3 separate regions of the Mus musculus genome follow, and all the other regions are linked to region 1. A link is a loop called in an ENCODE intact Hi-C map of the cell type or tissue named here. Cell type or tissue: left cerebral cortex. All regions are shown on one strand. Each heading gives the region's core, and the rest is flanking DNA. Links, peaks and the distances in the headings are about the cores only. Region 1 has its middle 420 kb from the start of Zfat. Region 2 has its middle 280 kb from the start of Zfat. Region 3 has its middle 460 kb from the start of 1700012I11Rik.

What was found. Peaks named below come from ENCODE experiments on the same cell type or tissue, not always from the same donor. Only the 100,000 strongest peaks of a DNase experiment are listed, where the experiment ranks them.
Region 2: a loop joins it to region 1, with 5 times the contacts of the local background. A loop is called at or near these places in 2 of 42 quality-filtered maps.
Region 3: a loop joins it to region 1, with 4 times the contacts of the local background. A loop is called at or near these places in 3 of 42 quality-filtered maps.

Annotation. Positions count from the first base shown.
Region 1 is chr15:67,835,763-67,846,090 of GRCm38, reverse strand. No RefSeq gene overlaps it. Among named protein-coding and RNA genes, the nearest start is that of Zfat, 420 kb to the left of the region's middle. In left cerebral cortex, for the core only: no CTCF peak of the experiment used is centred there; a DNase peak (open chromatin) is centred at 5,205; H3K27ac peaks cover 1,053 bases.
Region 2 is chr15:67,976,804-67,987,131 of GRCm38, reverse strand. No RefSeq gene overlaps it. Among named protein-coding and RNA genes, the nearest start is that of Zfat, 280 kb to the left of the region's middle. In left cerebral cortex, for the core only: a CTCF peak has its summit at 3,679 (motif pointing right); a DNase peak (open chromatin) is centred at 5,070; H3K27ac peaks cover 260 bases.
Region 3 is chr15:67,680,381-67,690,708 of GRCm38, reverse strand. No RefSeq gene overlaps it. Among named protein-coding and RNA genes, the nearest start is that of 1700012I11Rik, 460 kb to the right of the region's middle. In left cerebral cortex, for the core only: no CTCF peak of the experiment used is centred there; a DNase peak (open chromatin) is centred at 4,292; H3K27ac peaks cover 578 bases.

The DNA of each region.
Region 1 (10,328 bases), core at 1,326-9,325:
TATATGTATGTGATACATGCCATTTTCCCCACGTTTGTACATGTGGAGACCAAGGAAGGCCGTTCAGTGTCTTCCTCTATTGTTGTTATCTTATTGACTCAGGAGAGGGTTCTTATTGAAGTGGAATTTTGCTATTTCAGACAAGATATCTGTCTAGTGTGCTCTCAGGAGCCACCTGTCTCTGCCCATCACTGCTGAGGTTTCAGCATGGGTGGTCTTGTACAGCTTTCTGTGCAGGCATTAAGATTGGAATTCAGGTTCAAATGCTGAAGACAAATGAAGGCCAGGATGGAGTCTGAGTGGTGGAGCTAAGTAGAAGGAAAAGCCATATATTGATCATTGACATGGGGAGGCTATTACACAAGCTATCTTTGTCCCCTCCCTGGGATTCTGCAATCATCTGACACTAAGCATTTTCCGTTTTACTCACCCACTTTCATTTTATTTCTTAAATATACACAACTTTACTTGTTTAGGCAATAACTAAATAAAAGAGCTAATCTCATGAATTAATTAAAACTGAAGTTTATATCAAATAATCTTTTTCTATTAGATTGTACTAGGCAGTGTGGTGACAGATCCTGAGTAAGATGTAGATTCTTCCTTCTCACCATTTACACTGTTCATGAAGAGGGTAAGCATAGGCATACAAACACCTGCTGGGCCCCAATACTTTAGGTAGCTACCATGGAAAGTCTGGGAGATAACTGAAAAAAAAATAGCTTCCTTGGCATGGGGCTAATATGGACACTCATAAAATACACCTCTAGAGGGTAGACTTAGATACTTGCATCAAAATTTCAAAGACACATGAAGTAGGACGCGAAGAAATGGTAATTGAAATGAGAATAAAACAATGTGTAATAACTAAATAAAGAAGAGGTGTCAAAATACTTGAGACAGTGATAAAGTTACAGGTAAAGTCCTTGTGTTGGAAGACAGCTCCATCAAAAAGCTAGAGAAAAGAAGCAGAGTACTTGGGATGGAATAGACTTACAGATGTAGATAAGGTATGAGTGCTGTTCATCTTTCTAAGGATTTTGATTTTTATCGTAAGAGAAATGAGAAGCATTTAAAATGGAGGACATAGTATTTGAGACAAAATTACATTTGTGGTTTATTATAGTCACTGCAGTTGTAATACAAAATCTGGATTGGACAACTGAGTATAAGGAAGTTAGAACATTTGAGCTGTTTTATGGGTAATTTTTGTAAGTTATCATTATTTTTAGGTTTCATGATTACATGGCAAGCACAAGAAAATCTGTGAAAAATAGTACAAACTGATAAATTTTAATTAAGAACACACTAATATAGAACAATCAATAGTTTTTCAGACATAAAATGTCTAGTTAGCTGGCTTAATGTAAGAGACAATGCCACTTACCACTGAAATACATGGCAGGAATCACAGACCTAATTTGAGATGTTGGTATAAATTAAGCTAAATGTTGTTTCATAGTAATAGGACTGAGTATTCATAAACTAGAAAGACCTGTGTAGTCTTGAGTAGGAAGATTCGATCTCTCTCTTCCTCCTCTCTGTCTGTCTCTCTTTTGTCTCTCCCTCCCCCTCTCCCTCTCCCTCTCCCTCTCCCTCTCCCCCCACCTCTCTCTCTCTCTCTCTCTCTCTCTCTCTCTCTCTCTCTCTCTCTCTCACACACACACACACACAAACCTCCTTAGAAACAACTATGCATTTAATGTTATCAGATGGCGTGCTATTTCCTATTGGTTTCAGATTTGCTGATTCTGATAATTTGGGTATAGCTCCATGGTAAGATACTTGCCTGGCATACCTGGGGTCCTGAATCAATCTCCAACACCTCAAAACAAAATGAAATGAAAGACGTAGTTCTGAGTCATATCCAGAAAAATATACAAGAATGGACAACAAGAAAAATTGGAAAAGAGAACATTAAGGATCAATTTCCTTTGTAATAGTAAACATGTCAGTTGAAAGCTTCCCACTGTTGTGATGCCATCATGTAAATTAACACGCATTTCTAAAGAATGAAATAAAACCTGTAGAAATAGATTTGAATGCATTCAGAGATTCGGGGTCCAATATAAGTTAAGCCACAAATGGTAAGCAGTCTTTTCTATTTTGTTTCATGGCAGAATTCCTAGCATCTAGACCATGTCTGGTGTACAGTAATGCTGGAATAATTGTTGAATAAATTAGTAAGTGAAGAATTGGATTCCTTATTTAATGTTTATGTATATCTATGAATTTAAGTTGATTCATATCACAACAATATTGCTTAAAATATATTAAAGTTTTTAACATAAAACATCAAAGTTGAATAGAAAACTATTATAATGTTTTCATGAATCTAGAAGGCCCTTCTAACTGTGACCCAAGTCTATGGAGCAGGAGACAGCTACACAGGCTTTATTGACTCTCATGCTTAATGGCCATTTCCTTTTTCCTGTCTTCTCTCCTTTTCCCCTCCTTTACTTCATTCTTCTTCTATTCTTTATCCCTCTTTTTCTCTCTCACCTAGCTCCTTCCTTTTCTTATTTGAAATGTGGATCAAGAGCTTAGAAACACCGGGGAAATAATAAAAATGTAGATTTTTCAATTGTGTCTATGTGCGGAGAATGCATGTATGTGTGTATATGTTGGTGCATATGTATGCACATATATGTGAGTATGTGTGTGGAGGCCAAATGATGATGTTGATTTTATTTATGTTCACTTTATATATTGAAACAGTTTTGTTTTGTTTGCTTGCTTGTTTCTTTGTTTGCTTGTAGCTGAACTCAGAGCCCATGATTTCAGCCACTGTATGTAGTCTGGCCAGTTTGCCATGGGGAGCCTCTGTCTCCATGTCTTGAACCCGAGGATTAGAGGCAGCAAGCAGTGGGTTCTGGAGGTCAGAACTCCAGTCCTCATGCTTGCGTGTCAAGCACTTTTACTGCTGATGCATCTCCCAGTCCTTTAGTTCCCGTATATTTTTAAAAAGTCTTTCCTCAGACTTTGGGTTGGTACACCTACATTATGACTAATCTTGGCTGACCTTCCATTGTTTTCCCAAGAATCTCATTATTATGCTGCCTAGTATCATTTCATTAGAGTTAGCATTTTACAAGGGCAAAGATTTCATATATCATTGATTGATACCTTAGTGCCTAAAACTGAGTTTACGTTATAGTTGGAACTCAGTAATTATCATTTTACTAATTAATGTTTGGGGGGAAAATAAAAGGAGTGTGGAAGGGACATAATAAATCTAGGCAAGTGTTTCCTGAAGAGACCTTGGGACCTGTTCATGAAGGAAGCCAGATTTTACTGTGGTACTCAAGGGCCCAGGAATGAGGGAAGAGGCACAAATGATAGACATTAGGAACATTCAGGGATTAGTCAATTAGTACCCTTATCCAGGCTCTGATGGAAGTTGATTGTTTGGGCCTGTGTTGGGAGACATAACCTCTTTGTTACTTCTATACTGATCCAGGGTCCTAGCTTTCCTGGGGAGCAAACTGTCTTTGCTGAGCCAGCATTTCTGCTGTGCTTCATTTTATTGCCAGTTGATATGCTTTTCTACCTACATTGCAGATCCCAAATAATGACTCAAGGCTTATTATTTATTAATTGTGGCTTTAAGATTTAAGCTAGGCTTGTTCCCTGACTAGCTCATTAGCTTGTAATTCATTAAAGCTGTTTATACTATTCTATGTCTGCTACATGGCTGGTTACTCTTCCTCAGTTTCATATGTCCAACTTCCTTCAACTCCGGATGGTAAATCTTTCCATCCCTGATTCCTTTCCAGGATCCTATATCTACTGGAACTCCAACTTTCCACTTTTTGCCTTTTGCTAATAGGCCATCCACTTTGTATTGACAGGTGATGTTTTTACACAGTGCCCAAAAGATTATCCCTACAAGTTGATACTTTATGGTTATGCCGTTTATGCCAATGATATAAGGAAGAGCCAGAATCCTGGGTGGTGGTTTTTGTTTGTCATCTTAGTACTTGGGTGGCTGAGACAAGATTTCAGTGTTTTAGTTAAGCCTGGGCAACATCATGAGTTCCAGGTCAGTCTGAGCTATAGAGGGAGAAGCTATCTCAATCCAAATGTAACTTAATTGAACCAAAATAAACCAAACCAAACATAGCATGACGAAAATATCATAATATTACATAGCAAAAACCTCAGAGTAACGTGTCATGTAAAATTTGCAATTAATTTAAGAATTTAGAATAAAGGCCAAAGGATAAAGCTACTCAGAAAACAGTTTGGCCAGGAAGACCTAACCTGAAAGCATATTGATACTGGAATGAAGAAAGTATGGAAAGATGACAGATGGATGCTTTGCTGAGTCATGAGTGGCATCAACTTTCTTTACTTCAACTTTGCTGGTCCTGGTAACGTGCATGGCCAAGAGCTATTTATGAGATTCTGAGGCCAAACCAAAAGAAGTCTGGCAACTTACAGCCAGGCCTTTTGGAAAGAGCTACTCTGTTGAAAACGAAGCATGGTATCAGAAGCCTGACCATGGAGAACATGCTGTGAAAAAGCCTAGAAACTGGGTGAAGAAAGGCAGATGTCCTGGCTTCTCTGAGATATTCTACTCATTCTACTCATGACTCCCGACATGTGAGTAAATAGTAAATATCAGGCCTTCCAAAAACAATGCAGAAAAGAATCAAAAAAGCCCAGCTGAAGGATACAATGAGGACCTGGACTCAAGACCCATGATCATCTCTTTAGTCACCTGCATATTTGAGTCTCTCCAGTCCATGCTCTGTTGTGACAGAGAAAAGATGAACTATTTCTATGAGGTCTACCAGAAATCCCAATGTACAAAGTTGTGAACACGTAGGGATGGTGATTGCTTTATGAGCATTGAGATGGCTCATTATATGGAATGAAGCATCTTGGTTCATTTTCTTGAAGACATTTGTTGAGCACCTACTGCTGCTTGGTGTTTTGACAGTGCTCTATCTTTGAAATTTCCACAAACTCTGAGGCATTCTTATGATATGTATAAAAAAAAAATCTGTGCTCAGTGAGTTGAGGAAACTTGCTCATGACTACACTGCTCATCAGAGCTGGGACTTACGCTGGGTCCTGCTAGAGGAAATAAGAGAGCTTGGCAAGTTGCTTGCTTAAGAAAAGGTTTGAGTTTACAGTTGAGCTGGAAAGGAATGTGCCTGAGATGCCAGTTATTGCAGAATTCCCCTGTGACTCTGCGAGGAGCCCATGAATTCTGAGTGGGCTGCTGACACCAAAAAAGAGTCAGCAGCAGATTGCACACAGATGCCACTACAGAGGGTTCTTTGGTGAGATTTGTTTTTTTGGCCAAGCAAGGCGCAGGAAATAAAGTGGAAAATGACTTTCACAGAGAATGTTTGTAGTGATTATCTCTGCAGAAAAACATCTACCCAGTTCAAAATCTACTCTCACAAATCTAATTCTTGTTCTATGCATAGAGAATCTCTGGTGAGGGGGTGCATGGTGAATTTATCAGTTGGAGTGTGATAAACAGCTGATGTTTCTCTTCCATGATGCCATTTCAGATGCTCAAGGTGTCAAATTTCCTCATAGTTAATACAATTGATGCCTATTTCTCAATTTGTTAAAATTGAAGGTATAAAATGATACACAATATGCCTTGGAAAATAAGGGAGAAAGAAGACTCAAATTAAGGTAGGGCTAGTTCCCTTTTTTCCACAAGGTATCCTCCAGGATTTCTCTGATTTAGTGCTTACATTTAGTCATGCCAGGTTCCCACTAGACTGTATGTAGAAGACCATGAAAGCTGAAATATGGCCTTAGACATTGTATTCACTTTGCTCCAGTATTCTATTTGTAACATCACATAGAGGCTCACAAGGATTTGTTCAATGCAGGTGCCCATTGTGCTGTCCTTTATGACCTTGGCTCTTGGGTTGGTGAACCCAAATTAAATTTTGGTAAGGATTATTATTATTTTCTTCATCGTATTGGGTGAGCTTCATTGCTTTGTAGTTTTGGTGTGTGCGGACTTCTTTATACCATTCTCTCTCTCATTATCCTGTGGGTGTCTGTAAAATCTAAAAAGAAGCTTCTCTGACCAAGATATACCATAAATATTTAGAAAGCAGTTTGACAAAGATACAGTTTACCAAATAAAAATAGTATCCCCATCCTAGGGCCTACAACCTCCTCATATCATGGGGGTTTGACTAGGTTTACAGTAAAAGGCATGGAATCCCTCCTGTGAATTAGATCATGATTTTAATCAGTAAGTAGTTGGTTACCCCTTTACAGTCATACCATATCATACTGCAGGAAAGATTTATGTATAATATTTTTGGATCTCTAATTCATGTGTATACTAGATATTATACTGCATATACATAATTTTTCCAAATCTACTAGTATACACAGTTAACTCACTTTATCTGCCCTCCTTCAATTGCAATTGTTTTAGATTTTTCTTCCACATATGCTGTATAGTAGTCTAAGTTTGGCTTAATTAAATCAAATTTAGAAAAGTAAAGAACAGAAAGGAAGCTCACTGTAATTCCTCGATGCTTTATCTTTCTAGAGGCTACTACTTTTTTTTCCTTCTTTGTGATCTTCCAAAACCCTTCTTTTATTACCACCTTTTTGCTTAGAGACCTTTCCTTAATTATTTTCAAATTTTTCAGTTTTAAAATTTCTGCTTCGTTCCCCTTGTAAGCTGGTTTGTCTCTGACACTTCCGACTTGTGTCTGGAGATTTAACTTCTATTATTTTCCAAATGTGCTTACTTAATAATTAAACACTGTGGTGTATGGTTGCTTTATGCTGATAGTTAAGATTATTACCATCATAGTAATGACATCTATTAATTAGATTTCTTTACCTAGTTTGAGCCCCCTCTCCTCATTTTTCATGTGGTAAATCACTTTGAAATAAAAGCAGAGACAACTTTAGATATTATTGGGTGATTTTATAACAATGTTATCTTTCTTTTCTTTTAGCTGGCATCTGGCTAAATTAGTTTGGTGGATGATATACAGAACCATCCCATTAAAGTCAGGTGAAGTTAAACAGGTCCACTTGATCTTTAGTGACATTTGTGAGGGAAGGGAAGCTCTTTTTAAAAGTTGTATCTATTTATTTATTTAGTGGGATGGGACATGTGGGAAGGTACCACAGCACTTTATGAAGGTCAGAGAGCAGTCTTTCGGAACTGTTCTTTCCTTATTTGTGGGTCTTGTGGATCAAATTAAGGTTCTCAGACTTGGCAGAATGAACAAGCCTTGTTACTCACTCAGCCATATTGCTGGCCCTGATGAAGATAGCTCTTTGCTACTGCAGGGTGGATGATGGAACTCTGGGTCCAGCTTTATTTCTGTTCCTATTTGTCCTCTCCTGACTGTGAGGAGAGTGCTTACTCATGAACAATGTTGTTCTCAGGGTCTTCCCTGATACCACCACAGTAGGGTGTAATGGAGTTGTCTTGTTGGTAGCCCATGGTGGTAGTGGAAGCCCAGCTTCCTCCTCATATGGTCACCTCTGATAATCAGAGGAGGTGAGCAGGGAAGAAAAGAGCAAAGCCTCTTTGTTGCTGAACTATGGTGAAAGCTGGCTCCCCACTAAGCCATTTCTGACTGCAGTTTAACAAAGGGATTAAGAGATGCCTCATTGTAGCCTGGCAAGTATGGATTTTGTTTCCCCACTTAATCTTTGTTGGTGGGGTTACTTTTTTGGATCATTCAATTACAATGGAAAGGTTTTTACTGAGTGTTTTTGACTGCTTTCGATCTGAAATATAATATGTAAGAAAGAAAAATAAAAGCTACTACCTACCAAACAAACAAATAAAATAGGAACCACATCATGGTGCTGTTCCTACATCCCAGTGTCAAGTCTTGTCTGCTTTTCCCTCCATCTTTCAGAATCATCAGTACCTCCCCCCCTTCTTCTTTCCTACCTCCTCCCCGTCCTCTCCCTCTCCCTGACACATCCTGTGATTTTTGGTTGCATTCAGAAAGAACTAGAACGAAGTCCATATACTCCATCTTCCTGAAAAAAAAAAGAATTTGTGCTCTTTACTGGGTATTCGAAATGGCTCCCTATTAAAACTTCAATCTGAAATTTTAAACTTTTGCATTGTGAGCTGAACAAAATGAGAGTATGATTTGTGATTCACACTTTCATTCTTTCATCGCAGTCATATGGAAAATGTAGGTGTGTGTGAATTCAAGGTAGGAGATCAGAACTTGCCTTGTCCTGAAACGCGACAAGCACTTATAGTTTCCTTCTCATCTTGCCTGATCCTCTCTGGAGGGGCTCTATTTTGTCACTGACCATGCATTCACAGTGGGGAAACAATTCTACTCACATTCTGTCTTGGTACTGTTGGTCTTTCCACCATGAACCTGAGATGTGAGCCTCTCAGGAATATGTGAGCTGTACTGGGTATGAGACACAGCTTCAGCTGGCTAAATCATAAGGGACAGAGTCCACTGTTTTTTTTTTTTTTTAAGTTTCTTTATTAGCAATAGGGTTTCCATAGTTAGCAAGTAAAAATATACAGAAACTAGGCAAAGAGGAGTTTCATCTGAATAGCACTTTTTAAGCATAAGTCTATCCCATGTAGTAGTTTGAACACACTTAAATTTATCCTTGTCTTAAATAAAAGGCAAGTTACTCTTTTCTTTTCCTTTATTCATCTGTCATTTTTATAACATGAGAAGGAAACTGGGATGTCTAAGGCCAGTTACATATACCTCCTAGTAAGCCCTGGGAGAGGCCAGGGCTAATTGTTTCCAGTACTCTTTTGAATATGGGGTAATTAGGGCTTTCTTCACTCTGAGTCTTAGTTTTTAGGAAAGAAAAAACTCATATCCGGCATGCCATTATAGAAAGCAGGATTAGACACCCTGTAATCAAATGCAAAACTAAATGCAATCTTCTTTCGAAATATATAATTCAGGTAATGAGTGTTGTGGACGCTGAGGAGCAAAAACACGGGGGAGGCTTGGGTTTGGCTCCTGATGCTGATTTCTGTGTCAGTGTTTACTCATTAGAAGATGAAATGATTGATCTAGGAGGCATCTGGGTGATACATGATATTAACTGCATTTTTTCCTGCTGTTTTTCGGTGCTGGCTAAGGACCTACAGCTGTGGGCAATAATGAAAAATAGCGAACATTTATAATTGTGGACGAGAAAACTGCTGTTGGAGTTTTTCACATATTTACTTACTCACTCATTCTATACAATACTCCCTGGGGCAGAGACTATTATCACCATGTCTCTTTTATTTATCAACAAAGAAACCAAGAGACAGAGAGGTAAAGAAAATTGGTCCTGATAACTATGGATGACAGGTGCCTTCATACAGTAAGCTTCATCATGTTAGGCACTCCAGCCTGGCAGAAAAAGGAGAACCTTTGAAGGACAGCTTTGAAGGCAATTCTGAGAAATAAAAGACTTGTCAATTGCCTCCACTTTCAAAGGGAGGAGAGAGGCACAATGCCACACAAGCCAGTCATAAGGGACTATTAGAAGAGGTTGGATTTATGCATGTAAAACATGGGGCATCTTCTGTATCTTCTGTGATGTGAGACAAGAATGGTCAGAACCCTATCAAGTCCTCTAATTAGAAAGAGAGCATTGGTAAGTTTGCCTTAACAGGACATTTACAAGTAAAAGGGAGGTTCAAAAAAGAAGATCTTCCATTATTTCAGAATGCTGGAACATTGCAGGGGAACAGGTGGAGTTGGGAGAGGAAAAAAAAAAAAAGAGGCAGTCCATTTATTGATCCCTGTTCCACCCCTGGTTCCTCAGCTGCAGAGGAACCATGAAAGGATGCTGATATTAAGGGTTGATTCAATGGGATTATGTTTCCAGACACGTGAAAATGGAGCTGTTCTTGTGGCGATGCTAATATAACGTAAATAATAAACAAAATGATCTTCCTTGCTCTACTTTGTCAAACACACATGCCCATTGGTGAGCTAGTGGACAAGTAGGACCATCCTGTATCTAGGCCTTGATTTCTTCATTCTTAGAATGTTTATGTTTGGTGATTCCCACATTTCCTACACGATTTGAACTTAGTAAGAATGAAAACAATTCAGTGTTGAGCCCAGACCTCTGCCTCCCATAGGCTTATCACTTTCTGTGGGCATTCTTCCCTTTAAGATTTAAATCTAAGTTCCTGAGTCCATGTGGCTTTTCCCTTTCTCAGATCTCTGAGACCCATGGAGTTGGTGTGTAGAGGGGATTGCAATCACCGCTATGTCTTCTTGCTGGCCTGGGATGCATAGGAACCATTGCCTTCCAGCCCAGTTTAGGTCTCTAATACTGCTGTACTCCACTTCCCTCTGCCCTTTTCT
Region 2 (10,328 bases), core at 1,623-9,622, 140 kb before region 1:
CTCAAGGGAGGCCCCCTTCTCTGTGATAATTCCAGCTTGTGCCAAGTTGACACACAAAACCAGCCAGTACATGGTTCTACATGATTGATTTTAAACATGACTACAGAGCTGCACAGAGGATGAGGTACAAAATTATGGTACAAAACCCTTATACTGAGGCACATTGTGTTTGAATAAATGCTCCTTAGCCTTTCATTCTCCATGAATTTAATTTGAATGGTCTTTAAATATTTGAGGGATCCCCTCCACCCCAACATACCCAGTGTTTTGGTTGCTTGATACAGAAATTGCTTTAGGAAGACCTTACTTGGCTATGTCTGCAGATGACTGTTAATGGGTGACTGGGTAATATTTCAATGAAGCAAAAGATGAAATTGAGAATGATTTGCATCTTAAAATGGAGAGTATTCTAATTTATAAATATGCTTTGCTCTATTATTTATTTAAATTTAGATATCTTTGGTCATGGTTTGTAAAGACTCTATGGAGGTTTTGCATATATAAAAATGCGTTTCTAAATACTTGATGTTTTAATGCCTTTGGAAAGAGTATTTTTTATTTCATTTCTATTCTAACATAAGATATATAGAAAAGCATTGGACTTTAGTATAGAGTCCTTGTGTCTGTCTCCTTCCCCAGGTCTATGAGTTCTAATAGTTAATTACTCGATGTTTTAGACTTTCTGAGTATTCAACATTGTAATGGAGCAATAACTATATGTTTATATTTATTGTTTTAATTCTTATTTTTCCTTGCTAGATTAGATTGGCTTGGAGCTTGACAGTGTTGAACGGAAGTAATTAAGGTGAGATTCCTTGCCATATTGTCAATCTAAGAGAAATCAATTTCAATGTTTTCCCATTAAATATTTTTGGACTTTAAAATACCACACCATTAAGATTAAGGAAGTTTATTCCCACCTGATTCATGTAATGTTGAAGACTTGTGCTGATATGAAATGTTATGAGTATTTTTTCTATATGCACTGGGATGCCAGTAATTCATTTTGTCTTTTTTATTATTATAGGGAATTACATTAATTGGTTTTCAAAAGCTGAATTCCTGGAACACATCTACCTTATACTTGATTTACGGGACTTTCACATAGTATTGATTTATTTGCTTAGGTTTCATATATCATTTTTTTTATATATTTTGATATGCCTTTGGCCTGAAAATTACCTGAATGCTTCCTACTTCTGAAAAAAAAAGTTTTCTCTGGAAGACCAGGAAGTGCTCTTAACCACTGAGCCATCTCTCCAGCCCTCTGTTATCTAATATAGAGTCTCACGCAGCTTGGGCTGGCCTCTGACTACTTTGTCCTTGAGGCTGGTCTTAACTCTTAATCCTCTTGTCTCTATTTCTCGGCGTGTCCCATATTGTCTCACCAGCAGTTTAATTATCAATACTTACTCATATGCCTTTTATTCTAACCTCATTACAAAACTACCCTCTGCTCTTTATACTTCCCTCTCAGTAGAAAGAAATGCATTGATGTAGCCCATCCCTGAATTTGCTATGTAAGAAGCCTACAAATGAGCTGGGAACTACAATTGGTGATTTTCCTAAATCTCAAATACCCTCGTTTCAGACTTCAAGATCTGTTTCAACGATTTCCATTGCTAATTAGACTATGGGAAAATGCTTCAAAATACAAGATGGAGAAGACCCAGAAAGGATTAGAATCCTCTCGATGTGCTATTTAAAAGGTAACAAAAAAACCAAAGACATACCTTAGAAGGCATACAGTGAAATATGAGAAATATTTGTTATTTCACCCTAGAAGCTATCTGGGTAAAAATTCAAAATTGTAAGCAAATAAATATAACGCAGAAGAAACTTTAAAATAGGCTCTGTGACATTTTAAAATCATATCTTATGTTGACTGAACAGCTTTAGGTAAAGGAAGCCTTGTCTTTTCTTTCTGCATAATTTTCTGTCTGGCCTTAGCCAAAAATATGAGTTTTGGGGCCAATGAGTTGAGCGTAGACTCCAGAATGGAGACAAATCTCAGCTTTGAGCCATGGGTGGACCTACCACCTATTGTTAGTTCTTGTTTTGGCACAGGCACTAGGGAGAATATCATCTTGGAATGAGGCTGGGTATGTTTCAAGACCTAGAAGAATGTCTGTGTTTCAGGCATTCAGAGGATGACCCGTGGAGGAACTGGGGTTGGAGATATGGAATTGGGTGATTGGCTGGACTTCGTCTCTGGGTTTATGTGTGCAGAGCCCAGAAATGAAGAGATATTCCTTCAGACTTAGATCTGTCTGTACATATAGGGAGAGATATGAGAATGACATGAGCAAGAAGAATGGGGAGAGGGTGAAGGACATGAAATGGGGATGGGGAGAGGAAAGGTGAGAGGAAGGAGGAGGGGAGGGGGAGAGAAGGGTATATGGGAAGAGAAAGCAGAGAGGGGAGAAAAGAGGGGAAGGCAGGAAAAGCAAGAGAAGAGGCGGAATAATGGGGAAGGGGAGAATGCAAAGAAGTTAAAAAAAGGAAGAACAGAGGGGGAACAATTAAATCTATACTTAGAAGACAAAAAGTTAAACGGATGGAATCTGGTGTGGTGGATCACTCCTGGAATTTCAACACTCCCAGAGGTTGAGGCAGAAGGATCGCTATAATTTCAAGGCCAAGTCTGGCCTATGCAGGGAGTTTCAGGATAGCAAGGGCCACAAGTTTAAAACCCTGTCTGAAAAACCAAAAGGATGAAGCTATCATTTAGGAGCAAGCTGATCCAGAGTAAGACAGATGAAGGGGAAGCTGAGGCATGCTGGGCTTCTCTTCCTGACTGATTTCTCTGAGAGCAGAAAGGCACTGGGATGCCCGAACATCTTGCTGTGAACATGTCATTTGCTGTGTCTTATTCCCATTCCCTCTGTATATCGCAGACAGGTGTGCCTCATGGATGTTGGAGCCCATTGCCACCAGGCAGGGATCCTTTCCCAGTGACAGTTCCAGCTCTGAAAGATCCATCACAACTCGTGCTGGCCTCAGCTCAGATTTGCTGCCTTCAAAGTGTCCCCAGCTGTGCTCTGCCTTTGAATGTGCCCCCGACAGCTCTCTCTGTGGAGAACAGAAGGCAACTGCTTGCCTCAGGAGGGAGAATTTAACTGGCCGAACTTGATACATGCCCTCGCACTGCCATGATCTCTGTTAGAGGTGCCCACGTGCAGTGAGCAATTGTAAGGCCAGATCTGCTGTGCCGGTGCCTCTGTGCCCTGGCGAGCATTCTTACTGCCTTGGCATTCTAACATAAATGTCTTCTCGAACAAGGTATCAGTCTCAGCAAGGAAAACTTAAGGATGCGTCTTCAGCTGATAGGGCAAAACTCAAAAATTGTTCTACACAACATCTGGACAGTATTTACTCCCATCCTTTATAGGAAGGAAATACATTAGAGCAATTAAGAGCCGGGAGTGTGAATTCAGATCTGTCTGGAGTTCTGGTTTCATTATTTACTTTAATAACTCTTTTCACCTTTCCAAGTCTCACTTTCCCTTTTGGGCAATGGGCACAGCAGTGCCCATATAGAATAGTATGAGAAAGAGAAAATAATGCTTTGAAAGTCCTTATATAAGGCAGAGGTCACCTGGAACTCTTTTTAAATGCTGTTTCATATGGGTGAGCCCTCTCAGTGTCCTGCTTGACAGATAAACAGCAAAACTCTAGGGGGCGCTGTCACACTGACTGGGTCAGTGCAGATAGAGCCTGAGGGTTAACTTGCCTTCTGTTGACCATAAGCCTTGTCTACCCACTTGAGGACCACCTGCTGTCTCCATATATGGGGCAGGCAGGATTTGTGAATCTCCTCTCCTGATCTTTAGTTTGCTCCAGCCTTAGGCCTGATCTCTGATGTTTCTATTGGCCCTTTACGCTCTGCCACTTAAACAGGCCATCTTCTGTTCCTTCTAAGGAAACACTGCTGACTTTGCTACTCCAGTCACAGTGTCAAAAGCCACAGCAACAAACCAAACCAAACCAAACCAAACAACAACAACATGGAAACAGGCCAGCCATAAAGCTTCAGCAAGCACAAAGGAAAGGTCTCATTTGTTAATAAAAGTCAGTTATTTTGTACTTTGGTCCAACTAATTACAGTTTCACTGGGGAGCCCCTCACTAACAGGATTGGTAATGCCTTTCAATTATCCCCTTGGGAAATACAGGTTCTAGTGGGAGAAAATGGCTTCTTTATAATGGTCTGAGTAAGTCCAAGATCAAGGCCAAAGCCACCACATTGTTAGGAAATAAGATACTTGAAGAAACACACTGTTGAATGGAGGGTAGGTGATGAGTTGTGTATCCCAGCCCTTCCAACAAATAGATGCCAATTCTCAAGGTTACATCCTTCTGGCTAAGAATGGAGCTTGTGAACATGAGATAGTACATCCATGAAGAAATTCTTCTGTGTTGTATTTACTCAGTTGCCATGGACACAGGGGTTTCAGGAAGTGAAGCCCTACGTATAGGGCATTGTCCATCTGCCATTGGACCCCTCATAGGTATATGATGACACAGCTTGCTAGTCCATCATGTTTAATCATATTTCAAGGATCTGGGGAGTGGCTGTGTCTAGGTCTCAGTGTTAAGAATGGTTGAACCTCAGGTTGCATCAGCGTTTCATGCACATGATTTTGTTGTGGTCTTGCTGTGGACTGGGAATTGGGCTAGCTCATGTGGGCACAGGAGTAAGTACTGTGAAAGGCATAGGCTCAGTCCTCTGTGGAGCTTCTGGACTATGACAAATAAGGATATTGAGACATTAATTATGGACATTATAGCATAGAGCACATATCACATTTTGATTCAGTTTCCAGATATCTCAGATCCAAATTTGTGGCAAGTGTGTAAGCCATTGGTGATTGCATGTTTAGCTGTATTATTGACTCAGTTTCATAGTCCCACCCTGTTTTGACTTTTTTTCCTTTCATTTTCATTTCTAAATTAAGCCATCTTGTAAGCTGTCTTAAATCTTTCCTGGCACAAAACAAGCTCTGCATTTAAAAATAAATACATAGAAACTCAGCGAGAACCATTCAGCAGCTTTTGTTCCCTTGGATGGATAAATGAGGACAGGATGCCATCCTTCCACTGCTGAACGCTCCGCCCTGCTCTGTTGGATAGTGGCTGCAAGCTAGTCTTGGAAACAGAAAATAAATTTGTGCTGTTCCTTATGTTTGAGGTGAACAGTGGTTCTGTAGGTGTTAATCTTGTCAACTTGTCAACAGTGGTTCTGTAGGTGTTAATCTTGTCAACTTGATGGGATATAGAATCACCATAGAACCAGGCTTCTAAGCATGTCTGTGAGAGAGTAACTAGATTAGGGTAATTGAGGGGGAAAGTACCACCCCAATGAGTGGGGGTCCTGGACTGCATCAAAAGTAGAAAGGGAGCTAGCTAAAGCACTAGTTTCTGTCTTTGCATGCTGACTCTGGATAGCATGCATCTTAGGACTACTCTTGCTGTTATGAAGTACCGTGACCAAAACAACTTGGCGGGGGGAGAAAGGGTTTATTTGGATTCTGCTTCCATTTCACAGTTCATCCTTTAAGAAAGTCAGGAAAGCAATGGAAATGGGGCAGGAACCTTAAGGCAGAAGCTGATGCAGCAGTCATGGAGAGGTGCTGCTTATTGGCTTGCTTCTCATGGCTTGCCCAGCCTGCTTTCTTACAGTCCCCAGGACCACAGGCCCAAGAGTGGCTCCACCCACAATGGGTTGGGCCCTACCCATCCTCACCCAAGAAAATGCTATACAGACTTGCCTACGGCCCAATTTTATGGGAGCATTTTCTCAATTGAGGGTCCTTCCTCTCTGACGATTCTAGCTTGTATCAAGTTGACATAAAACTAGCCAGTGTACCACATGACCAGTCATGTCATGCCCCAGCCACCATATAACTTCCCCATTGTCACCATGGTAAACTATACTCTAAGAATGGTGAATTAAATAAACCTCTCCTTGAGATGCTTCTTGTCAGGATGTGGTTACAGCAGCCAGAAATGTAACTCACCCAGAAGACACTCATTGGCTGTTCCCTATGCAAGAAGACACTGTATGCAAGAAGACACTGTATGCAAGAAGACACTGTATGCAAGAAGACACTGTATGCAAGAAGACACTGTATGCAAGAAGACACTGTATGCAAGAAGACACTGTATGCAAGAAGACACTGTATGCAAGAAGACACTGTAATCCAAGTGTTGTCTTACCCTTTTCTTCCTTTATCAGAAAATTCACTCCTTCAGTATCTGTATCATGGTGATGCTAATACATGGCTATAACATAGGAACCTGAAAACCTGCAATGGCCCTGGTATACCAGGAGCTTATCTTTTGCCTGTGTGGCAGTGAAGCACAGTTGTTCCTCCAAATTTTCTGGGGGTTGCCTTCCTTGATATAGAAACTTGGGATGCAGACGCTGCCTTCTCCTAAGGTCTTGCCACACTTAGCATCCAACATGTGAGCAGAGGAAGGTATACAAACATGGCCTCTTCTTCTAAGCCTTCGTTTAGGCATGAATATATTTCTTCTGCATCTACATTTTTGCTGAGAACTAGTTTCATGGTCATGCAATGTAAATAAAGGCTCAAGACCTTACTTGATAAAGTAGGGCCACCATGAAAAGCCACTTTGCAGGGACAATGCTCAACCACATGAAAATGGGTACATTCTGGTATGGAGACAGCCTTCTCTGCTGTCTCCATTTAAGAGTATAAGGTGTCCATTCTATATTTTAGAAAAAGAATTAAAGTGAGCCTGGAAATTGCAAACCAGAGAGAGGAAGCCCTTAAAGTGAGCTAGTCTCTGAAGCTAAACACTACAAATCAAGTTCAGATGACATGGAATTGCCTTGTCTGGGCCACAGCGAGGTTATATCGTATTGCTTAGGCTATAGCTGAATAAAATGAATAGCACGCACATGTGTGCCACACACTGTCTTGCTTATGATGGCATGCCTTTATGCGTCAGTTTGTTCTGCCTTGATGATGAGGCTGTCACACTGCCTCCACCTGCATTCCAGTTCCAAACCTCTTTCCAGATTTAGCTGTCCTTGTGCCCTGTCTTGCACTGGAACAGATCTCACACCCGTCTCTGGCTACACCTCATGGATTCTTTCTCTCCAGTGCCTTAGTGTTTCTTCTCTTCAGGTGGAGCTCCTGCTCTGTCACCTCTTAAGAAAGTATCTCTGATGGTCCCAGGAAGAATATATTATCCCACCTGTTACTCATCCAGAAATGTGACTTCATGGTCTACTCCTCTGTTGCCCCTAACTGCTCATAAACTTCATGGTGCAAGGGACAGTTCTCATTGAAAATCATTTGGACGGCCCTTCACAAACACCATCTGCTTCCCATTTAGGGATGAATGCATTGAGCATTGCTGGTCAGCTCAGCTGTTTATTTTGTAGGGCATAAATTGGTCATCTGTGGCTTGATGGACCAGCTGCTAGCAAAAAGGACCCTCCTCTGTCACTTATTAGACACTGGTCGGGGGTGCTGGTGGACACAGCCCTTATGTTCCAGTTCAGTGTTCCTCATGGTGTACTGCACTTAGGAATCATGAGAGGATCTTGTTAAAATGTAGACTCTGATTTTGAGCTTCTGAGTTGGAAGCCATGACTGCGCATTTTCAATGAGCCCCCAGGTGCTGTGGACCACATGGCCCACAGCAAAGACCTCATGCTTTGTGAAGAGTATGCTTCAACACACAAATTGATCTTTGTGTGTGATGCACACTTACTCTACTGATAGGTTATAATCACAGCTGCTTTTATTGGAAATGTTTGCATTAAAGAGGGGGAATTCAGTCCATCTGGTTTTTGTTTCATTATCCTTCAACAGTCTAGTGAGAATAACAATAGTCCCAATAATGGCACAATTTATTAATAATTTAGTATCAGCTAGAATGTGTTAGCTCTTCCTATCCTGCCAGTAGCACTATGGTTACTATTCCCATTTTACACAGAATGAGCCTGCATTTATGATGCTGAAGATCATTTCTAGAAAATGCAATAGGGAGTACAAGAACTGAGCTTTGAACATATCTATGTGATTTGAAATATTGGAGTATTTACTCCCTCCTGCCTCAGTTGTTCCTCTTCTCTTGTTCCTTTGATTTATTCCATTCCATATGTTCTCTCTCTCTGTGTGTTCCTCTTCCTCTCTCAAACACACATACACACACACACACACACACACACACACACACACACACACACTACCCTCACCTCAACCCCACTCCAGTAAACACAGCCTTAGACAGATGTTTGGGAAGTTTCCACCAGATGTCTTGTGTCAAGGTAGAATAAATATCTGTGTAGATATTTTTCTTCACCAGATGCCATGCTAACTCTCTCTCTCTCTCTCTCTCTCTCTCTCTCTCTCTCTCTCTCTCCCTGCATAATTTGATTGCAAACTGTAATCATCTCCTGCAGACTTCATAGACCTTCTTGACTTTTTCTCATCAAGGCTGAGAAATTTTTGAGAAACCCATTGGCCATGTTACCCAGAGCAATTGCCTTCTAGGCTGGCCACCCCATCCTTGAATGTCCGCATGCTCTAAATCACACTTGGAGTACCTATTTCTCTGCAAATGTTCCCTAACTGGTAGGTGTCATTCAACATTAAACATCTCTCCTTGGGAGTAAAGGTTAACATCCTCAAATGTTTAATTTGAAGTCTCGTGTAGAAAAAACAAACAAACAAACAAACAAACAAACAAACAAAGCTTCAGGATGGGATTCTCTGTTTGTCTTGGTAATAATCCTTCATCTTATTGTGATTTTAAATTAAGATAGAGATGCTAACAGTAAAACAGAAAACCGTGTAGCTAAGATTATGCCAATTTACTTCATGTGATGTGTACAATGTACATGTGAAACAACTTGGATCACTTGGATTCTATTCCCAACATATGCCATTAGGCATATTCAAATTTTCCAAATTTTGAAAATGTCTGAAACCTCAAATTCTCAAGTATTTTGTGTAAGGATACTCAAATCAGAGAACCTACATTTTGGTGCATATTCTTATCAGCATTGCACTTCCTAAAAAGTTTTATTTATTTGTTATGTGTGTCTGTCTGAGTGTATGCTCAGGTGTGCATGCTGGTGAGTGTGTGGTAAGAAGAGAGCATCAGATCCATCCAAACTGAAGATATAGGGTTATTATGTAGGATGCAGGCTTGTTCCGTGGGTGCTGGAACATGAACTCATAATTGCACAGCAAGTATTCTTAACTATGGAGCCATCTCCCATCCCAGCAGTGCATGTATGTATATACGTCGTTACTGTTGCTAGTATCTTGTAATGATCCAGAGAATAACTTGGGAAGACATTAATGGGACAGCTGTGCAGATGTGAGTTATGCTCAGATCCAGTGCAGCTCAGAGTTCTGGAGATGACTCACTGGAGAAGACTGAGTTTGAATTTCAACTCTGCAATTTACGGGTTGAGATAAATTGGGTTTGGTGTTAACTTCTCCAACTTCTACTTCCTCATCGCCAAAATGGGGAAACTCACACATGATTCTTTCCCTTAATGAAATAAATGTAGGAAAAAATCTAAACCTGCATCTATGACTGCATATTAGAGCAGTCAGTCTAGTCAGTGTGAATGGCAGGTGGCTTCCTAGCATGTATTTAATCCTAAGTAAAGGGATGGGTAGAGAGAGCACCAATCACTGTTCTTCACCGAGCTGTGAATCTTCAATGTATGCAAATTTAATCTCAGATTTCCCACAGCATATGCTTTGTAGATTCAGTCCTTACGGCTGCCTTCTGCCTTGGTGTTGGAATGAGTATCTGTTCTTCTAAGTCCCAGCCTTTTACATGAGATGTTGAATCAGTGACACTCCTTCCCTAAATGTGAGCATAGGGATTATACATGGATGTGTGTATTGCAGGCATCTTCAGTGGACACACAATCTTTTTAGGCCCAAATTTGTTTACCACCTGAGCATACCTCCTCATACCTCAGATGAATAGATATGTGTGATCTGGTCCTTTAATAAATGTTCCATCTTCTCCAGGCCCAATATCTCTGGAGTCGTTCCTTATCATACTTAATTTTATCCACTCTGCTTTGCTGAATCATTCCCAACATGCCCAGTTGCTTCCATTTGACATGCCCTTCATTTGCTCTCTAATTGTTTCTGCTGAGATTCCCTTTAGCTTTGACATGCAGATCAAAAGTTTTCTCTCTCTTGAAGTACTACTTGGAGCATGGAAATCATTACAGCACTTTTTGTCATAGACTGTAGAAAACTTTTATTTGAACTATTTGCATATCTGAGTATATTTTGAATAAGGACTGCCTAAAAA
Region 3 (10,328 bases), core at 744-8,743, 150 kb after region 1:
CCATCAGTGGAAAGAGAGGCCCATTGATCTTGCAAACTTTATATGCCTCAGTACAGGGGAATGCCAGGGCCAAGAAGTGGGAGTGAGTGGGTAGGGGTGTGGGGGAGGGAGGGTATGGGGGACTTTTGGGATAGCATTGGAAATGTAAATGAAGAAAATACATAATAATAATAATAATAATAATAATGATAATAATAAAAGATTTTAGTAATGAGGCCTATCACTAAGGACAACCATGTTTACTTAAAGTCATATGATAACCACACCAACAAAATACCTTCATAGCATCACCTGAGTACCATTTTACTAAGCTACTGGTCCTCTTAGTCTAGCTAACCTGCCAAGTCAAATTAACTCTCATTCTGTCAGGAGGACACTTTATCCATTTAGATTGTCTGACTTTCAAGGCTTCTCTAATTCAGAGTTTTTCTTACTAGTGCTCTCTCTTCTTATTTCTTCACAATATCCCATTTTAAATTGAGATGCACAATAATGAACTCATCATAGCAGATCTACAAAAAGTCTCCCAAGTAACTTCTATACTCGTGTACCCCTTTTCTTCCCATCTAAAAGAACCTTTACTGACAGAGAACCAGTGAAGGTTATTTCAGTGAGGTAATTATTTAATCTTGATGGCAAGATTTTCATGAGGAAAATCCATTCCTGTCCTCTATCCCTTCTTATCAATACATAGTGGATGAAGAAGGAGGCTTCCTTGTCCCCACTCCATCTTCTCTTTTGAGACAAATCTGTCACATTTTAAGGAAAGTAGAAGGATATCTGACATTAGAGTCAGAAAATTGGATATTTCACAGAAAATTTAGTGAATATTTACTGCTGAAACCTGACAATATACTAGGAGATGTGCACCAAATGTATAATTCAACTGTCACAGTAATTGTGGGGGTTGAATCATTTTCGGAGATGGTTAAATGGAGACACACAGAGAAACAAATAATAGCTGTGGACTGAGCTTTTAGTTATGGCTTGGAGCCGTTGGTTGTCTCTAACCACTGTGTTCTGCCACATATTACCCTGTACTGTACTGTTCTTCACAAGTCCATGAGGAGTTTGTATCCTGAATAATGGCTGTGATGGTGCTGTGCTGGAGGGAAAATCCTGGTTCTCCATAGGACTCCAGCTCACTCACACTGATGGAGAGAAAACTCTTCTACTAGCTGCTGGAGAATTTTACACACACACACACACACACACACACACACACACACACACACACACACTGCCTTGATTATTTCATTTAGACCATTTTTTTAGAAAGTGAAGTGGCATTTATTTGCTAATTTCCTGTGTCTTTAATAGTAGAATTCTACAAGACCAGAGAGCTGCTTATTTTGTTCAAGATCTCTTTTCACAAGGCATAAAAAAGACTCACTATAATACAAAGCACTCAGTGCTGCTGAGTGAAGGAATGGCTGGCTGGCTGGTTGAAAAAAAATGAATGAAGAGCACAGGCAAAGCCTTGGGAAAGGAGGGTAATCTGTTCCTGTCAACTTTCTGCCCTGAGGCAACTGCTCTCTTCTCAGGAAGCACTTCTTGTCTGGAGGTACATAAACCCTAAGTGACATCCTGCTATGTTTTGTCCTAATTGTCATAGTAATAATAATGTTAAATAGGCCCTTGCTTATAAATCAGTCATATAGCAATTCTACCTTATTGTCCTATGAGTGATGACCTGTACATCTTTTCTTCATGACAACGAAGCTATATTCTGTTCAAAATGCTGGATCTCCAAAACTTCGAAGTCATTGATCTGGATTGAAGCCTCCGGTTTCTTCTACACTATTAATACTGGACCCTTACTGGGAGCTCCTTTTGGGTATTCTTTTCTTGTCCTGTGTCATGGAAATCCTGCAGCTTTGGACCTGCAGGACCTGCCCTTTCACATAATCCAGATGATCATGGATGGGGTAGATGTTGGAGTGGGCTAACTCAAAGCCCTGAATCTGGCCTAGTAGGTAGCTGAGTTGATCAGCCTGCCACCAGCTAACCTGTGCCTACACTATCAGGGCATGTTCTCCAGCATTGCTAAGGGTAGATCACTCAGTGATGCAGCTGGCAAGGGTCAGGGTCAGCTCTCATGCTCTCATGTCCTTGAACTGGCTCACCACCTTCAACATAGGCCCATTTCTACTGATGCTCTGAGGGAGGCTCACCTGCACTCCTACAACCAGAGCCAGTGCTACTGGTGAGATGCAGGACCCTGTCTCCCAAGTGTTGCAGCTAGTGAGAGGTGGGACCAGCTCTCCCAGTCTCATAAACTTGGGGATAGTTCTCCCATCTGCTATATGCACTGGAGGGTAGGAAGTGAAGGTCTCTCTTTCTTTGTCATGCCATCCTACAGCAGAAGAGGGGCAGGGCCCACTCTCCCAAGTGTAGTGACTGACAAGGGGTGAGTCCCCCCTCAACACAGTGCATCAGGCAGCAGTCTAGACATCTGCATGGCCTTTGGTGGCAACACGGGCCTGGAATTCCTTGGAGATCCCAGATGCCACAGGATCACAGACCCAGACATGACCCCTAGCAGCCTGGAACCAGATGTCCCCATGGCCTCAGGTGGTAGCACAGGTCACCCAGATCAGCATGTTTCCTCTCAGCAGCATTGCCCTCAGACTTCCACATGGTCTCTTTGGCTGCCCAGACCGTGGACATCTTCTTGGCCTTTGGTAGTAACTCAGGTCATAGACATCATCACAGACACCACAGCAAGTCCACAGATCTAAATAGAGTCTTTTGTAGCATCCCAGGAGAAGACCTCACCATGACCTGTTCATATCTGCCTGTTCCTTATAGATAGTGCCACCTTTCTCCATGGTGTACACCCTGCCTCCCCCCAAACACTGGGTTTTCTTTCTTTCATCTTTCCACCACATATTACATCTTTCCCATCACTCTGTCACAGTTTGTTCCTTGTAGAAGCACCCACAACAAGTACTTGCATGTCTTTCTTCCAGCCACCATAGTTGGCCCCTAATTATGTTTTTAATGAAGCATGGTTATCATGTAAGTGTACCATCATCCCACTTAGTAGCTAGATGGGGAAAGAGAATCATTATACTTTCTTGAGTAGAGTGTGGTTCTGGGAATTGCATACCAAGGTGCTAAATGAAAATGAAGAATTGCAACCCAGAATTAGGAATTTGATACCCTTAGGCCAGAGTCCATGAACCTCACTTATACCCTTGGCAATACCAATGGCATTGCTATTGTTGCTGAGTTAACAAATGAAGAAGAGCCATGAAAAGGACCTGTAAATCTTTGTCGACCATGAAGTTCTCTTTAAAGTGACCAAGCATCTGGAACACACAACAGCCTGCCTCAAATTCCTTGTGGTCACTGCTGCTTCTGCAAACACTGAAGAGGTGGACAATGCCAGTTGTGCTTTCTCTCTACCTTCCCATTTCTTTTCATGCCTCCAACTGGTAAACCCAAAGGAGGCTTTCTGACCAACAGTCAGAAAATGCAGTTTTTAGTTCCTTGCTCCGATGAGACATGAGTACTTCCTGAACTGCCCTAAGAAGATCTGATTGAGATGCACATCTGACTCAGCCAATCTGGGGAGCACTCCTAAGGGTTGGCTCTTCTCACTAGCGGCCATGCAAGGCTAGTGCTGCTGTTCTCTAGACCACATCTTGAATTATAAAACTACCTTCAGTAGATGCTGGGAAGGGCATGCATGGAATGAATAATCAAGAACAACCCAGCCACTATCTTGGATGCAGGATTCTTATCTGCAAGCTTCAGTTTCCTAAGGAATAAAGTTTAAATAACATTATCTTCTCTTTCCAAGATGTTCAGGTTAACCTTATACTACCACATAATTCCCCAGAAAGGTTATAGAAAAATGAAGATTTACAACTTTATTTCTAAATATTCTGATCTACTATGTCTTGGTTAAGGGACTAGATTTTGTCACTTTCCTATGTTGGACAACCAGATATCAGAAATTCAGCCTGTTTCATAGGCCATGGTACACACAGTAAGCCAGACATCACGCAAACAACCAATTACAATGTCAGATGCACAAGACTGGTAGTCACAGTTACCATTTATTGTAATAGTTTTAAGGAAAATTATATATGAGAACACATGTAACCCAGTGCCTATAATACATCTCTTTGGGAGCATGAAGCCCCAGGCAACAAGAGTAGGGAAGAATTACAAAGTGATTGGTTGCAGCATATAGCTTTTGACTTTGATAATACCAAAAAGTTGAGTAGCATTTTAAATTATCTATAGAGATATATTTAACACATAGGGTGTGAAATTTCATGAGAAACACCAAGATGACATTAAGAAGATATGCAGATGGTCTCCTAAGCAGATGGTTGAGAATCTCTCTTCCTAGAAAGATATTCTGAGATGAGAAAACAGGATATATGCTCTGAGCTGTATAAGTACCTAAGTGAACTGCCAACCAATATGGTCTGATCATACTCTTAGTCTGCTTATCCTATATTCCTCCAGCTCTATGTGCCTAATACATTAAAGAATCATAACTAAAGGTTGTTTTTTTTCTACGTTAGAACACTTTATTTTTTATTACAGTACTGACTACTGTTCTTTTCTTAAGAAGAACGTTTCCTGAGACCCCAGATAATCAATGGTTAGGGCAACATGCACTCTTTTATTCGCTCATCAAAGGAGATTTTATTTTATCTGCTTTATTTTTTCTTAAAAGCCCCTGGAATTTTACTGTGATGCATGATGTAAAAATGTACCCTGTGAAAAAGTGTTTTATTAAAAGACATTAAGGAATCATGAGATGTTAATAATACCATCTTGTACAAGCCAAAAAGGAAACATGTAATGCAGTGCTGAGCTGGCCCTGGGCAAACCTCTGCAGAAGAGAAACTCCTCTGTAGGAGGAATCTGATCTAAACTTCATTAGTAAATTCTTCCCCTCATTTTCCAGGCTTACTGGCTTTCAATGTCTCCAACATATGAAAAATACTGAAAACTTCCATACTAGAATGATTTGAATCAAGTACATAGGCTTCAATCCTTGCTTCATCATTTTATAGCTGGGAGATTTGGATGAATGACCCTATTTTCCTATCTGTAAAACTGGTTTAAATAATCAAACATTAAAAGTATTTAGTACATACAGAAGTTTGTCAAATCTCACTTTTCCTACAGACAGAGCTATTAAACAAGTAACTTGGTCTATCTGCCACAACTCCTTTTTCTAGCAAGTATGGAGTTTATTCACGACTACCTTTATTATGAGACTGTTGGGGAGTTACATTACTGTGGCTGGTCCCAGATGTGCCAGGTAATGGTAAAAACTTGTTTCATTAACTGATTTATGTGTCCTTAGGAGACAGACAAGCTTGGTAGCTCTTCTTTACTAGTGCATGATAGCAAGCCAATATTCCTTATTCTTAAGAACCTATTTACCTGAAAACAGGAGGCAGGATGTGACTGCTTGAGTGAAAAATGTCCCCTATAGACTCAGGGATTTGAACACTGGTCTGCAGTTAGAAGCACTATTTGTAGAAACTATGGCAGCCTTGCTGAATGAACAGTGTCATTGGGCATGTGTTTTGAGAGTCCATAGCCTTGCCCTACTTCCACTTCTATTCCAGTTCATTGCATCTGCTTCCTGCATCTGTAGTCAGGAAGCAGAGATGAATGGCAGGTCTCATCTCACTGTAGCCTTCCTTTTTGTAGCCCAGGACCCCAACCCATGGGATGGTGTTGCCCACAGTGAGTATAGGTCTTTCCCCCTTGATTAAACCAGTCTAGAAATCACTTTACTTTGTTTCCATAGACATTCTAAATCCCATAAAACTAAAATCCAAGATCAACCATCACACTCAGTAATACCAGTCAATTCTATCCAGTCAGATATATGGTCTAAAGTATTCCAAAAGAGTAGAGAGATGGTTTGTAAAGATCTCCAAAGCTGTCTGGGAGGACCTGTCCCTCTCCTCCCTCTCCCTCTCCTGCCTCTCCCTCTCCTCCCTCTCCCTCTCCTTCCTCTCCCTCTCCTCTCTCCCTCTCCCTCTCCCTTTCCCTCTCCCTCTCCCTCTTCCTCTCCCCTCCCTGTCCCCCTCTCTCTCTGATTGTGTTTGTGTGTGTACATGTCTGTGTTTCTTTGTGTCTACATGTGTGTGTAAATATGTCTATGTGTGTGAGTATGTGTGGACATGCACATACCACACCATATGTATTGGAAAAGACCTTGTGGTACTTCTTCCTTTCCTTCTACCATGATGACAATGGATTGAACCTCAGAACCAGTAAACAAGACCCAATTAAATGTTGCCTTGGTCATGGTGTCTCTTTACAGCAATGGAGACCCTAACTAAGACATTTCTTGTTCATCTAGGCTGGGAGGAGTCCTGATGGACCCTGAAAATTCAGGGGGCATTCTAGGGTTAGAACTCAAGCTAAACTTTTTTTTTTTATCTAGTTCCCAGTCACTATGGTGATAACAGAATTTCTGTCAACTCGTATTGAAAAAGAACAAGCACAGGTGCCATGAAACCATACTCTTCAAAGAAGGACATAATTGGTGTATGACATAGTAGAGAGGAAGTCAAATAAGCAGTAGAGTAACTGTGCTCTGGTTTGATAGACCAGAGAATGCATCACAGTTGTTGGAATGCAGTTTTCTGTGTCAGTATCTTATTAAGAATTATGAAAGTGGAACTGGAGCAATGACTTAATGGTTAAGAGCACTTTTTATCCTTGTCGAGGATTCAGTTCAGATTCTCTGAAACCACACAGCAGCTCATTACTGTCTATGACTCCAGTTTCAGGAGATCCAATGTTCTCTTCTGACCTCTGCGTATATAAGGCATGTACATCATGCATATGCATGCATGCAGGTCAAACATTGATAGAAATATAAATAAATAAATAGGTAGATAGATAGATAGATAGATAGATAGATAGATAGATAGATAGATAGATAGATAGATGGACAGTAATGAGTTTGAATAGATAGAACTGAGTGGTATAGGCTTATAAAACCTATGGGGAGAAAATAAGGTTCTTTTTGTTTGTGTGCTTCTGGTTTTGTTTTTCAAAACACGTAGGGATTCTCTGTGTGTATATCTGGCTGTCCTGGAACTAACCCACTTTGTAGAGCAGGCTGGCCTCAAGTACACAGAGATCCACCTGCCTCTGCATCTAAAGTGTTGGGAGTAAAGGTGTGTGCTACCACACTTGGCTCAGATAGGATTTTTATTATACTGTTTCCCTGAGTGTATCTAGCAGAGGGCTAGCTCCTTTATGTGCCCTGGCATGGAAGGGGTCTCAAAGCGATCATGTCTAAAACCAGCTTTATATTCTGCCTTTTGGATACTCTTATCACACATTTGCATGTTTAGTTTAAAGCTCCAAGAAGCACTGTAGTTTAAAAGTTCACATTTTCAAACCTTTCAGCTTATACATTCCACACATTCTTTTTCTGGAAATGCCTTGTGCCCTCACAGAGAATATGGTTTTGGAAACAGTGTGCTAGAAAACGAAAAACTATTGCTATCAGAATACCCTGCAAAGCCTGCAGCTTTTCATCTCTATGGGTATGCACTCTATACCACAGCTTGCTTCACACACAATGAGTTTGGGTCATATATATTCTATATTTTCACCCTATTCCTAAGACCTAAGATGCATGAGAACAAGCCACAGACCAGAAATAAATTTATTTCATTAAGATTGTTCACCATTAATGTTTCCTTTTGATTCATCAAATACTGTTCAACTTTTAAAAATTCTCTTTAAAATTTCATTTTTATTTAATTTTCCTGCTGAGATTACTCACTTCAAAAGTTCTTGCAGGCTCAATTTCTTTAGCTCCTTGTGTCTAATTACAATCACCCCTTTACAAATCTTTGTCAGGTAACACTAGCACTAATTACTCTAAAAAATTGGTTCATGTTATTTTTCCCTTGATAATAGATGGCATGCCCAGGATGACTTTTTTTTTAAGTTATCATTTCCTGGACACGCCAGTGCTATCTTTGGAAGCTCCAGGTTCCATTTATTCTCTTCTAGTGAAATGTGATTTTTGTTAGATTGCTTACCTGTCTTCCTGTTTCATGAGGCACTGCGGGCGGGCGATTAGTCTCATGCTGCAAATGCTGGCTCGTGAGCCAAACTTCAGATTTTGCCTTACTTTTGTTGGTTTCTTTGATTAGAATCTGCCTGTACTTTTATTGTACTCATGAGTCCCCCAGGAAATGTGGTTAAAGTTCATGTTTGAGATTAGAGGTTTCTTCTTCTTGCCCCCTCCTCTAGGACCTTCTTCTTCACTTCTCATCTGCCATGATTTTCAGTCTCCATCCTCTTGTTCTGCTAGCCAGAAAGATGGGAGGGTTCATTTGTGCTTTTATATTTTTATCCCATCTTGTTTGCTTTCTTTGTGTAAGCTTCCTAAGACAGTGCTGCCTTTAGTCTCAACTGGAAAGGAAAACCTTCGTCTGTGCCATCCCATCTCCTTACTCGTTACTGCTTCTGGTCTGTTTAGTGCATGGAGCTTCATACCTACCATTTATTATAGTTACATGTGGGAAGAGTACTATTTCATTAGCAGTTCTTGGCTTGATGCATGCAAAAACTCCTCTCTTACTTTAGCCTTTTCTGTAAATGCCAAAAGAATATTCCAACCTAATAGTTTATGTAAACAATTAACAAATAGCTTATTAAACCACCCTGTGGCATGCAATACTATAATGGACAGAAGAAGTTTGCCATATGTTAGAACATTTGATTCTTGTACTCTGAGAGTTGTGTTGGCTTGATGCTTCATCTTGAACTACCAACATACAGAGGGGAAAGAACATTTGTCTGTGAGATGAGTGTATCAGTGCATCAAGTTTATAAGATGTCTTAGGATAATTCATAACTAAAGTGTCTTATTTGATGCATGATTCTTGTGGGTGGATAACTTGACCAATATGCACTTTTATCTTGGTGATGCTCCTGGCTGAATTGCAGTGGAGCTGAGGAGTAGAAAGAAAACTGACTGCGTGCAGAAATGGGCACACGTGAGAGCTAAGAAGGAAGAGAGAGGGTTCAGAGGAGGCACCACTTTATGTTATATCAATCTGGGACATCTCATAAGTGTGATAACACTCCTGACCACACAAACCCCACTTAAGATATATTCAGATCCACTTGGTTCTGATTCTTACATATTCTACCTGTCAACAGTGCCACACTGGAGACAAGATTTAGGTACATGACATTTGGAAGACACACCAAATCCAAATCAAAGAAGTGAAATCTGACATTGACATGTTTAGACTTATAGTTTTTTGATCAACTTGAATTGCTTACACTATATTGTTTATGGGCATGCTTCTGGGATATTTTCTTGATTGATAATTCATGTGGGAGGGCCCAGTATACTTTGCGCAGTGTTACCCTAGGCAAGTAGACTCATATTATATGAGAAAGCAGGATGAACAAAGCCAGTAAGTAGCACTCTTCCATGCTCTCTGCTTCAGTTCCTCTTTCTACCTTTTTGCTTTGAGTTCCTGCCCTGACTTGCCTCCACTGTGAAATGTAACTTGGAAGATTAAAAGAAAAAGCATTTCCTATCCTGAATTGCCTTTGGTCATGTTTTATGTCTCAGCAATGGATGGGGCAAACTAGGATAAAAATTGGTACCTTAGAGGATGTTTTTGTGATGGACCACACTATATTCTTTTGGATAGAACTATGTGTATATGGAACACTGGAAAAGCCATTAAGTGCTCAGTGCTTCATGGGTTCTCTGTGGCAGCTTGGAATTAAAAAAAAAGTTGAAAAGAATGTGAACAATTAAAGCTTGACTTGTCAAATTACAGAAGAAAATTTGAGAGTGATTCAAATACTCTCTCAGGGATGCTTGTATTTGTGCTATTATTGAGGATATATGGAGGGCCTGATAGGATGCACAGTGGTTAATAGCATTAGATGTTCATTCAAAAGACCTGATTTGATCTCCAGTACCTTCTTGGTGTCTCACAGTTCTACTCCCAGAGTATTTAGTGTCTTCTCCTGGCTGTCACAAGAACTGCATCATGCATAAACCTGTTAATCAGACATAAACACTGGCAGCACACACACACATACACATACACACACACACACACACACACGCACACGCACACGCACACGCACACGCACACATATATATACCATGACTGTCAAACCTTCTGTGTTTTATTGGGACAAAGGGTGGTCTAGGGTTGAAAAATGACCTGTGATTAGTAAGAGATTGGAATCACTAAGACAAAATCTGGGTGTTGATCAGGGTCAGCACACAGAAGCTGTGATCTAGGGTGGAATGGGAGTAGTCTAAATCTTAA